2 separate regions of the Homo sapiens genome follow, and region 1 is linked to region 2. Evidence: chromatin loops called from intact Hi-C (ENCODE). Cell type or tissue: IMR-90. All regions are shown on one strand. Links, peaks and the distances in the headings refer to the core of each region. The heading gives the core; the rest is flanking DNA. Region 1 has its middle 56 kb from the start of LINC01708. Region 2 overlaps PALMD (palmdelphin).

The links. Peaks named below come from ENCODE experiments on the same cell type or tissue, not always from the same donor. Only the 100,000 strongest peaks of a DNase experiment are listed, where the experiment ranks them.
Region 1: a loop joins it to region 2, with 2.0 times the contacts of the local background. A loop is called at or near these places in 10 of 110 quality-filtered maps.

What each region holds. Positions count from the first base shown.
Region 1 is chr1:99,541,579-99,546,966 of GRCh38, reverse strand. No RefSeq gene overlaps it. Among named protein-coding and RNA genes, the nearest start is that of LINC01708, 56 kb to the right of the region's middle. In IMR-90, for the core only: no CTCF peak of the experiment used is centred there; a DNase peak (open chromatin) is centred at 2,466.
Region 2 is chr1:99,683,497-99,688,884 of GRCh38, reverse strand. PALMD (palmdelphin) reads right to left here. Exons shown (of 8, transcript NM_017734.5): 4 at 2,095-2,209; 5 at 1,922-1,955; 6 at 1,696-1,809; 7 at 1-110. Among named protein-coding and RNA genes, the nearest start is that of PALMD, 40 kb to the right of the region's middle. In IMR-90, for the core only: a CTCF peak has its summit at 2,994 (motif pointing right); a DNase peak (open chromatin) is centred at 3,064; H3K27ac peaks cover 1,037 bases.

The DNA.
Region 1 (5,388 bases), core at 305-5,304, 140 kb after region 2:
GAATACCCTTTACACTCTTACACATTAAACAGTAGACAAGAGTAAGATAAATATCATATTCCAGTCTTCCTGTGTCATGTACTGGCTTCATATTTCTAGCACGCTGAAGAGGGTGTGTTACTGAGGAGGTACTCGGGACTGGTTTAGGGGTGAGTGCATATGGGCTACTCGCTGAGATGCCTGCCTCTCTATTTCAAGTTATTTATTTTCATATTCTATTTTATGGTCTCAAATAAGAGCTTGAACATTCTTAGTCAAGAGTCTTGGAATCAGAAAAATGAGCATCAGAGTAATTTCATGCACACTATTAAGCCACAGTGCATAACATTCACTCCTCTCCTATTTGAAAAAATGATACTCTGGTTGGTACAGGAAGCTTTGTGAGTCAGTATCTCCTGCATGCCAGTTATTCTTATCTCTTAGAATCAGATTTATTTTTATTCACCAATAAGTTCTCTTTTATATAATTTACTCTTTCATCTTAAGTAATTATCTACTTAATCAAGCTCTAAAAGTTTTCCCTTAGTTTTCTAAGTTTGCCTGGCTAGAGTGTTTTTCTTTCTGACTTTTCTAAATATTTTTCTTAATTTACCAAATCGCTTTGCATAGAAAGATCTTGTGTTCATTATTCTTTTTTTTTTAAAAAATTGTATTTTTTGAGATGGAGTCTTGCTTTATTGCCCAGGCTGGAGTGCATTGGCACAATCTCGGCTCACTGCAACCTCTGCCTCCTGGGTTCAAGTGATTCTCCTGCCTCAGCCTCCTGAGTAGCTGGGATTACAGGTGTGTGCCACCATGTCCAGCTAATTTTCGTATTTTTAATAGAGACAGAGGTTTCTCATGTTGGCCAGGCTGATCTTGAACTCCTGACCTCAAGTGATTTGCCTGCCTCGGCCTCCCAAAATGTTAGGATTATAGGCATGAGCCACCGCACCTGGCTGATTATTCTTAAAATGTAAAATACTGTGTTAATTTATTTTGTGCTTGTTTCTACTTTTGTGCTATGACATATTGATAAACATTCTGCACAGACACTAGTAAATATTAATAACTGATTAGAAATTATAATTTATGCAAATATGGAATACTGTCTAATATCAGTATTTTGGTATTCTGTGCATTATAAAAAAGAAATGCTTCTTAAGTTCTGATAGCTATCAACATTAAAATCATAACCCAAGATGACCCAAAAGTAGATAGATAGGTTCATCTTCAATTACACCTTTACTAGTCTTCTTCACCTCATGTCTTGTTATTTAATTCCTCCATCTGTGCTCTACACAAATGGGAAGGATTTATTGTCTTGGTTAGACTACTGTACATAGCAATGTGCTAGGTGATAAAAGGGTAACAAAAGCATATACCACAACTGAAAATAAGACCAGTTTTTGTATGTGCCTACAGAATGTAAGTGCATTGTGTTAGGCACTTTGAATAGTTCTGTGGCTTTAATAGGCTTGTAATATACTTAGGGAAAGAAACAAAACATTCATTTTAAATTAAATAGCAATATAAAATAGTGACCAAGACTACGCAACATGTAAAAACATATACTGGAGGGGAGCTTGATTTCAACTGGGGAGAAATTGCTGCATGGTAGAGTCATCAAGAAAGTTTTCACCCTTCTATGGAAAGAGTGACAGTGCAATGTAGTGGGTAATAGAATCAGCTTTGGAGCAAGATACGCCTGGGTTTGAATCTTGGTTTTGTGATCTTGAGCAAGTTATTTTCCCTCTTTGAGTTTTGATTGTCTTTGAGTCAACTGGCTTAATAAAACTTATTTTGTAGATATGTTGGAAGAATTAGGTAAACAAATGCATGAAAAGCATTCAGCTAAGTTCCTGGAACGTGCTCAATAAAGTAGCTGCTATTAATTAAACGGGAACTTGAATGATGTATTGTATTTCCATAGTGAGGAGTGGGGGTAGAGGGAAAAGTGGAGACAGGGCAGAAAAAAAGGCAGAGGATCTTGCTGGTGGAACAAAGATATGCTCAAGGTTGAGAAGGTCTGAATATGCAGCTATGTTTAAGGAGAATATAAGTGAACCATATTGAAGGTTTCCTGGGGAGGGGGCTGTGGATATTATGCCATTTGTCTTTAATAGAGGCAGTTTGCTTCAGATGACAAATGACTTGACCTTAGCAGGTGGCTTGGCAAATTCTGAGATGTTGCTTTTTGGCAAGGTAAAGATCCTATATTTATTTCATTTCTTGCTTCACAGTACCTTGGAGTGTCTTACACATTATATAGCTCTTTAATATCACATCTGTGAGGTAGGAAGAGCTGTGGGAAAAAAATGCCTGACATGGACTGAATGACTCACAGCAGGTGAGTGTGCTGTGCAGATGGGCCTGACTTCCAGGCTTTCTCCTTCCCAGAGCCTCTCTGTGAAAGCTCATGTGGCCAATCTTGGCGTTTCTCATTAGGCATCTCTTCTAGGGGAGAGAGAAAGGAAGAGAAGAGAGCACTGTTAGGTCTTAAGCAAGAGACTTCAAAGTCTTTTCCAAATGAGTCATGCAAACAGTTTTGCTTAACATATATGGAATATGAATCTGTAATTATGAAAACACTTACACAAAACTTCCACAATAGCAAAGCATCAATAAGCAGGTGTTTCCTGTGTTTACAAAAAGGGCTCATCCCACTTGTAAAGTGTTTGTTTTTATAATATGTTTCGTGTTAGACTTATGCTTTTCTTTGGACAGCTAATAGCTGTTTCCCCCTTCCCTCTGATGAATGTCTAGGTGAGCAGGGATGGAAAACATCTTATGAAACAATATAAACTTTGGAGAACATTTGTATTTACCTAAGTCACAAAGCCAAAGCAGAAAATAACTCAGTGGATTTGCTTCAGTTTTGCGAGCAGTGAAAGAAAAGGGAAATTTTTCATGCATTATCACAGAATTGAAGAACTTGGACTGGAAAGAATGCTCAGGGATTGTCTAGCTGATGCTTTATTGTTATGAAAGAGAGCAGAAGCCAAGAGAACATGTCAGTGATTCGCAAGCTTGGCTACATATTTGAATCACCTGTGGAGATTTAACAACCACTACTGCCTGGGCCCCATCTCTAGGGTCTCTAATGTAATTGGTTTGGGGTGTACCTAGGACATCTGGAGCTATAAAACCTCTGTAGGTGATTCTGTGTAGCTGAAGATTGAAGACCACTGTTTTAAGTGAGATGTATAATACCACTTATACTAATGTACCAATATGCTGTTAGTAACATATCAATACGGACATGAAGATTTATAAGCAGGAGCCCAAATTGCTAAATCTGAAGCTGTTTCCTCAAGCCTCCAAACTTCTTTCTTCTTTCTTTTTGCTCCTTTTCCTATTTACCTTTCACAACCCACAGCTTTTGATTCTACTCTCTCTTAACTATCAAAATAAGTTATCAGAAAAGGAGTCTTTAAAAACATCATTCTGAAATGTAACTGACTAATCTGTGATACCTCTCCTAGATGTACTGTATTTGTATTTTAACCATAAACAAAGGCCCTGCTAGAAAAAACCCTTTATGAGCCAGGCGTGGGGGCTCACACCTGTAATCCTAGCACTTTGGGAGGCCGAGGCGGGCAGATCATGAGGTCAGGAGATAGAGAGCAGCCTGGCCAACACGGTGAAATGCCCTCTTTACTAAAAATACAGAAATTAGCTGGGTATGATGGCATGTGCATGTAATCCCAGCTACTTGGGAGGCTGAGGCAGGAGAATCACTTGAACCCAGGAGGCAGAGATTGCAGTGAGCCAAGATCACACCACTGCACTCCAGCCTGGCAACAGAGCGAGACTCCATCTCAGAAAAAAAAACAAAAAACAAAAAAACAAACAAAAAAAACCCTTCATGATAAGCTTGAAATAATAACCTATAGGTAGTTACTTACTGTCTGCAAAGAGACAACATGGTTTTCTTCATCATATAGACTCATTGGCTCATCCAGGAGAGCATCATGGTCTTTAGTTGAAAACAGCTGGCTATTCAAACTTATTGAGCAATTGGTATCTGAGAGTAGATGTCAATGACACTCCAATTGCAAAGATCAAGACTCTTTCTACTCATTGTGGATGTTTCCTCCTTATTCCCAACCCCTCTGTAAATATTAGGAGACAAATCAGAGTTTCTTTCCTCAAACAAAACTGAAGTATGTCTGGCTGTACTTGGACAAAGTGTCCCTTCACGGGATAGGGAATCTGGGAAACAGTGTGAATTCTGCTAGCCCCTACCTGTATCTTAATCTAAGAACTCTGTTTATGTCTCCACTGTGCGTTGTTCTTAGTGTTTGTCTTTACCCTGATTCTGTCTTTCCATAAGGTTGCGTTTAAGAAATTGGACAATTATGAATACATATTTCTTTCATGAGCCTTACAGAAGGTAAGAAGTCTAAACACCAATTTGTTATTAGTTGGCATTCCTACTGTCACTATGTTATAGATTTTCTTCTCTAGGATGATAGTATGTTGAGTTTTTAAATAGCAGGATTATAGTTATTTGTGGAAATTATCTGTTAGAAACATGCTTTTATTATGTTACAGTTAGTAAGGTATGGAAAGAGAGGAGCGAGGATATAAAAGAGCAAATAAATGGATCATGAGGATTAATTCTGTGCTTAAGAACTTTATGGGCTAGTGTGGTAGCTCATGCCTATAATCCCAGCACTTTGGGAGGCTTAGGCAGGAGGATCACTTGAGGCCAGGAGTTCGAGACAAGCCTGGGCAACATATGGAGACCTCGTCTCCACAAAAAGTTAAAAAATTTGCTAGGCATGGTGGTGCCTGCCTGTAGTCCCAGTTATTCAGGAGGCCGAAGCAGGAGAATCACTTGAACCCAGGAGTTTAAGGCTGCAGTGTGCTATGATATGCCACTGCATTCCAGCCTGGGTGACAGAGTGAGACCCTGTCTCTAAAAAATAAATAAATAAATACAATAAAAACACTTTATGCCTCACTTTAAGATTTGGCCATGATTAAGTAGCTTATGTTAGACTTGTCCACCCACCAAAACATATATAAAATATGGAAAAAATTTAAACGAGTGTTTGCAGAAAGTGAGCAGCAACTAATGCAAGGCTGATATCCCTGAGATAAGGAAAACACATGACCTACACCCTGCCTTCACTCTGGATTTCCCCCAAAAAGCAATTTTCAAACCACTGTATGGGAGCATACAGCCCTAGCAGAAAGCAAAATTCTTGCTCTCAGGGAAAACAGAGACTGGTTTTAGGAGTTACAATGGTGACTGGGATTTGAGGGGTAGGGTATTAGGAGAGAGTTACAGAGAAGTGGCTCCAAAATCTACATAAAAATTCACATTGGGTCTTTGATGCATAAAGGTGTGTATTCACATAATGAGATTTCAGGAGATATAGCAGAGAAAGGATGTGGGGT
Region 2 (5,388 bases), core at 316-5,315:
TTTTATTCCTGTACCTTTAAAGTCATCTGATGGCAGAGGTATTGAAGACAGAACTGTACTTTCTCCAGTCTTCAAGTCTTTTTCAACTTTAATTTCCATGGCATATAAAGCTGTTAAGAAACAAATTTGATCTTTGATTTAGTTAACTTTTCTTTTGTAAACTAACCTGCTTTCACTGTGTTTATTTTTATATTAAGTAGACCCTTCATGTTCTTGTATGTGAGATGTTGTCTATTTTTTAAATTTCTGATTTTACTCATTAATGATATCATGACCAACTGGAATAACACGGGTTTTTATGTAATGGTGTAGGGAATTGTACTGAAAAATGGAAAGGGTTGAAGAAGAGAAGTTGATTAGAGAAGATAAGCTGATGGTTCCAAATAGGAAAGAATTTCAATGGGGAACCGAAAAAGATATCCTCTTTCCTATTAATAAATTCAGCAAGATGGATATACTTTCTTTTGCATTTCTCAATGGGCAGAATCAATCTCTTCTTTAGTCAAGAAGAATATGTTGGACTGTGCATCACAGTGGGCAAAGTGCCTAGTACAGTATATTTTATAAAGTTACATCCTTGTTGTACAGGCCAGCAGCCTGGTGAAATTATAGAGGTGTGTTCTAAAGTTTTCACAGTGGAGAGGCTGTTTAAATGTAGAACTGGGATGGAAACGGGAGGGAGAAGGCTACAATCACACACTTCTCTTTCTGCCTTATGTTTCTTTTCATTTTCACTCCCATTTTCAAGTAGAGGAAGGGCTAAAAAGTACAGCAATATCAGCTGCACTGAGACAAATGGACTGGAGAGAACTGGGGAAGCTGAGATTTGCTTCATGACCTAAGTAAGATCCCTATGGCTGGAATTTCAATAGGAAAGGTAAAGCGAATAGAATTCTGTGCAAAATTACAGCTTGCTTTTGTTGTGTCCTCCCACCTTTCTTTCTGAACCCATTTTGTATTTCTTACCTCCTCTATAGCCTGGTGGTTCTTGGCCTTCCTTGACTACCCAAGAAAAACTGCAACACCCCTCATCTGCACTCTCCCTGTCCAGCTTCTCTGCTTTATTCTCTGTATTGCACTCCCTACCATGATATATTTAGTGAATACCTACTATGTGCCTAACTGAACCTGGCACACAGTATCTATTCTCTAAATATTTGTTGAATGAATAAATGACTACCATCTGCAAATAAAGAGTAGCTTTTCCTTCCACTGTAAAATTCAAAGTTTTCCTCTCTGCTCTAATGCAAACCTTCATTTTTCTAGAAGCTTTGAAGCATCAGTTTTATGTAACTCAATTTCCCATGGAGGTAAATAAGGCCTAAGCTTCCCAAAGGAATATTTTCATTTTCAAAAAAGATCTTTGTAACCCCCAAAGAGGTTCTATTGGATGGAATATGTCAGGAGAAATATTTTTGACCAGGGAATCTATGCTTTTAAGAGCTTCTTGTCTCCTTTGGGTCTCTATCTTCCTTATCCCTGTCTGGTTTGTTAGGGAATAAAATGCATGGAATAAATGCTATTATTATACCCTCATTATCCTCACCTATGCGGTGACTCACATAACTCACAGAACTTTGTAAAGTGAACCATTGCTTAACCTGGAAGAATAATATGTCATAGCAAGTTGTGAATATTTGACACTGTAAAATCTGAAATTAAGAACATGCCCTTCAACACAGATTTCTCATATACCTTTCCTATTTTGTTCATCATCTTCTTTTTCTTCATTTATCTCCTTCCTTAACCTAGAAGGTATGTAGGACTTTGGAAGGTCAGGGATATTAGCATAGATGTCCTCAATTGACTCTGTAAAATTAATATGAATTCAAAATACATTTAGAATATATTTACAATGGGAACAATTTCAAATTACCAAAAAAACTTAGTTTAACATAAAATAAGTTATTCAAAAACATACCTTCTGCTCTTTCTTCTCTTTCCACTTTCACAGACTGTAAGAAAAAAGAATTCTCCATGATTAATACAGTTTAAAAAATAGAATCTAAATGTGGATATGCTTTGAAAAATTATATAGTATTTGTGGATTCATTTTGAGAGAGAATTACAGTTTTAAAATTGGTTAATGCTCACTCTTATAATGTCTTCTGTTGTCCGCTCAATTGACTTTAGTTTCTTTAAAATGGCCTCTTCCTTCGTTGAGATTTGCAGTTCAGCTTTTTCAAGATCTTGGATCTCTTTCTCAAGCCTGACAACAAAAAGGTATACTTTTTATTGCTTAACACAGTACAAATGCGGAGTTCTCAAATATGTCTTCCCCATATATAAAGTTTCCTTGGAATATGCATGTAAGTAGCCAGACACTTTCTAAGAATATAATGTCACACTTAGCATCACACTAAGCATGATACTTAATATATGGAAGATACCTAATGCCCGACTTTGAACGATTTTCAAGTTTTCTTTTTTTGACAAAGGAATATATTAGGTAAAGCATTTGACCTTTGCTCCATGTTCTTCATTGCAATTACTAATGTTATTTCCAAATAAAAGAGATTTTTAAAATACAGAGACATAAGTTTAAAGTTGTACCGAAAGGAATGGTACATTTGTAGTTATTATGTAGTTCATCAGGTTTTCATATCCAAGTCATCATATAAATTATTTGAAGAAAACATTATAATTATTAAACTGATTTAATAATCATAGTCATTTAGTACTTAAAATTCTTGCATATTCTACCATTGAAAATGACACTTTGATTTAATTTCAGTTTCCTAAGAGTTGGGCCATATTATAGTGAGGAGGGTGAAGAGATGCAGAAATGGACCAAATATAGTACAGTAGCTTCAACTGCTGCTGTTTATAGAGGCTACATTTTCTGGGCGGGGGGTAGGGCACACATGGCCTGACACAGCATAAGGAACTTACAGCAACAAAGAGACAGACATTTGAAACTAGACTGTTGCAAGCATTCTGAGCTGGTATCTTGGCCAGTGTACAGCTGCGTGTCAGATTCAAATGAACTCCAGGGGGCAGCATCGTGACCTCTCCTCTATAAAAACATAGAGACACTGGCAATCACGCAGAAGGCTGGCCCTTGGCAGCCACGTAACACACATGGTTTCTCAGCCAAATACACTAAGGCTCTAAAGTCAGCTGCCTCAGAGGATGGCTGATTAGATTCAGCAGCTGGTCCAGGAGGTGACAGCTGTGGATATTCGTGTCAGCTAAGAGAACTGTCAGTTTTCTTGGCTTCCTTCTTGAAGATGGTCATGGGCCTGGCAGCTCAAAAATGCTGCACTATTGTCACACCAGTAAAAGCCCAAGATGTGGTCAGCTTGACAGCTCTCTTGCTCATTGCTTCAGTTTCAAAGTTCTTACTTTGCTGCTGCCTCTGGCCATTGGTAGATTGCCGTTTATAACTGAGGAGGTTTTCTTGTATGCCACAGACCTCTAAGTGAAATGGAGTAGCCCCTGGTTTCTTAGAAGTGACTGAACTGTGACTGCCATTTTATTAAAATTCCTCCACATCCATGGCAGCACTTTTACCCTTCAGCAGAGCTGTGGGGATATATGTTGGTCCAATTTGGTAAAGGGGAAAGCTCTGCACTAAAAGTGATAAATCTGGATTCAATTCTGTCTCTGCTACTCATTTCTTGTGAAAGCCAGTTCCCCTAACCTCTCTGAAACTCTGTTTTGTAATGTGTGTAATGAGCATAATTACAGATTACGCTCATTACCATATACAGACAGATATGTGGTGACACTAAGAGATGATGTATATGAAAGTACATTGAATATGGTTGATATCAGATGTAAATATGTTATGATATAATTTTTAAAAGTTTTCTGCAACATACTGTATGTCTTTCTTTTTTCATCCCCTGTCCCACAGGGTGCTTACCTAATTTGCCTGTTAGAGACAGTCTACAAAGGAAAGCCTTTTGGTAGAAAACAAGAAGGTTCAAATCATTGCTTCAAGCAGCTCTTGCACATCAGGGCCTAGCTGTGGAATCAGGTGGACCTGGGTTTGAAACCTGGTTCATCTGCCAGCTTCCTGTGTGACCTTAGACAAGTCACCTGACCTCACTAAGACTCAGTGTTGGGCTGAGAGAAGTGGCTCATGCCTATAATCCAGCACTTTGGGAAGCTGAGGCAGGAAGATTGCTTGAGCCTAGGAGTTAGAGATGAGCCTGGACAACATAGTGAGACCTCAGTCTCTACAAATATTAAAAAAAATTAGCTGAGCATACACCTGTGGTCTCAGCTACATGGGAGGCTGAGGTGGGAGGATTGTTTGAGCCCGAGTGGTCGAGCTTGCAGTGAGCCATGATCATACCATTGCACTCCAGCCTGGGCAACAGAGTGAGATCTGGGCTAACAAACAAACAAACAAACAATAAAACTCATTGTCTTTATTCATTCATTCTTTTAAAAATATTTACTTAGCATCTACTTTGAACCAGGCACTCTTCTATGTGCTGGGGATCTTACAGTGACCAAAACAAAGTCCCTGAGCTCAAGGAGTTTATGTTCTAGTGGGAGACAATACAGGGGCTGGCAACCTTTTTCTATAAGGGGCCGGATGCCAAATATTTTAGGTTTTGCAGTCCACATATGCTTTCTGTTTCTTATTCATCTTTTTTCCCCTTTTTCTTTTACAGCCTTTTAATAATATAAAAACCATTTTTAGCTTGTGTCTGTACAAAATCAGGCCAGGGCTAGATTTGGTCCTGGGCCATAGTTTGTCAATCCCTGCATTAATAAATGTGTAATACAAATATGTATATATTGCAGATGTATGTACATACATATATATACACATAAACACATTTATTTATGAAGAAAAAATATTTTTGATGAGAAAAGCAGGATAGGGGCTGTAAACAGCAAGATAAAGAATATAGAGAAAGCCTGAGGAGGGGGCACTATTTCACACAGTGTGGTGAGGGAAGTTTCTCTGATAAAGTGTCATTTGAGCAGAGACATGAAGGAAGTGAGAGCGGGAAACATGAGGGTTTCAAAGGGAGTGTGCTCCAGAGAGATGGAAGAGTAACTATAGAGAGCGAAGGAAGAGCCAAGAGAGTAGAAAGGTGAAATGAAGTCAGAGAGGAGGCAGATGACCAGATAGGCAGGGCCTTGTGCATGGAAGGGCTTTGGGGAAGCCACTGGAATTTTGAACAGAGAGGAAACATGCTATGACTTGAAATGTAAACAGTTACACTGGCTGCTGTGTGGAAAATAGACTGGATGGGGCAAACATGGAGGTCAATTGTGCTAAAAATCTAGATGAAGATGGTGTAATCCAGGTTGGTTGCCAGTAGAAGGGTGAGAAGTGGTTGGATTCTAGAAATATTTGACAGAAAGAGCTGTCAGAATTTGTTGATGATTACATGCAGGGGATAAGAGAAAGGGAGATGTCAA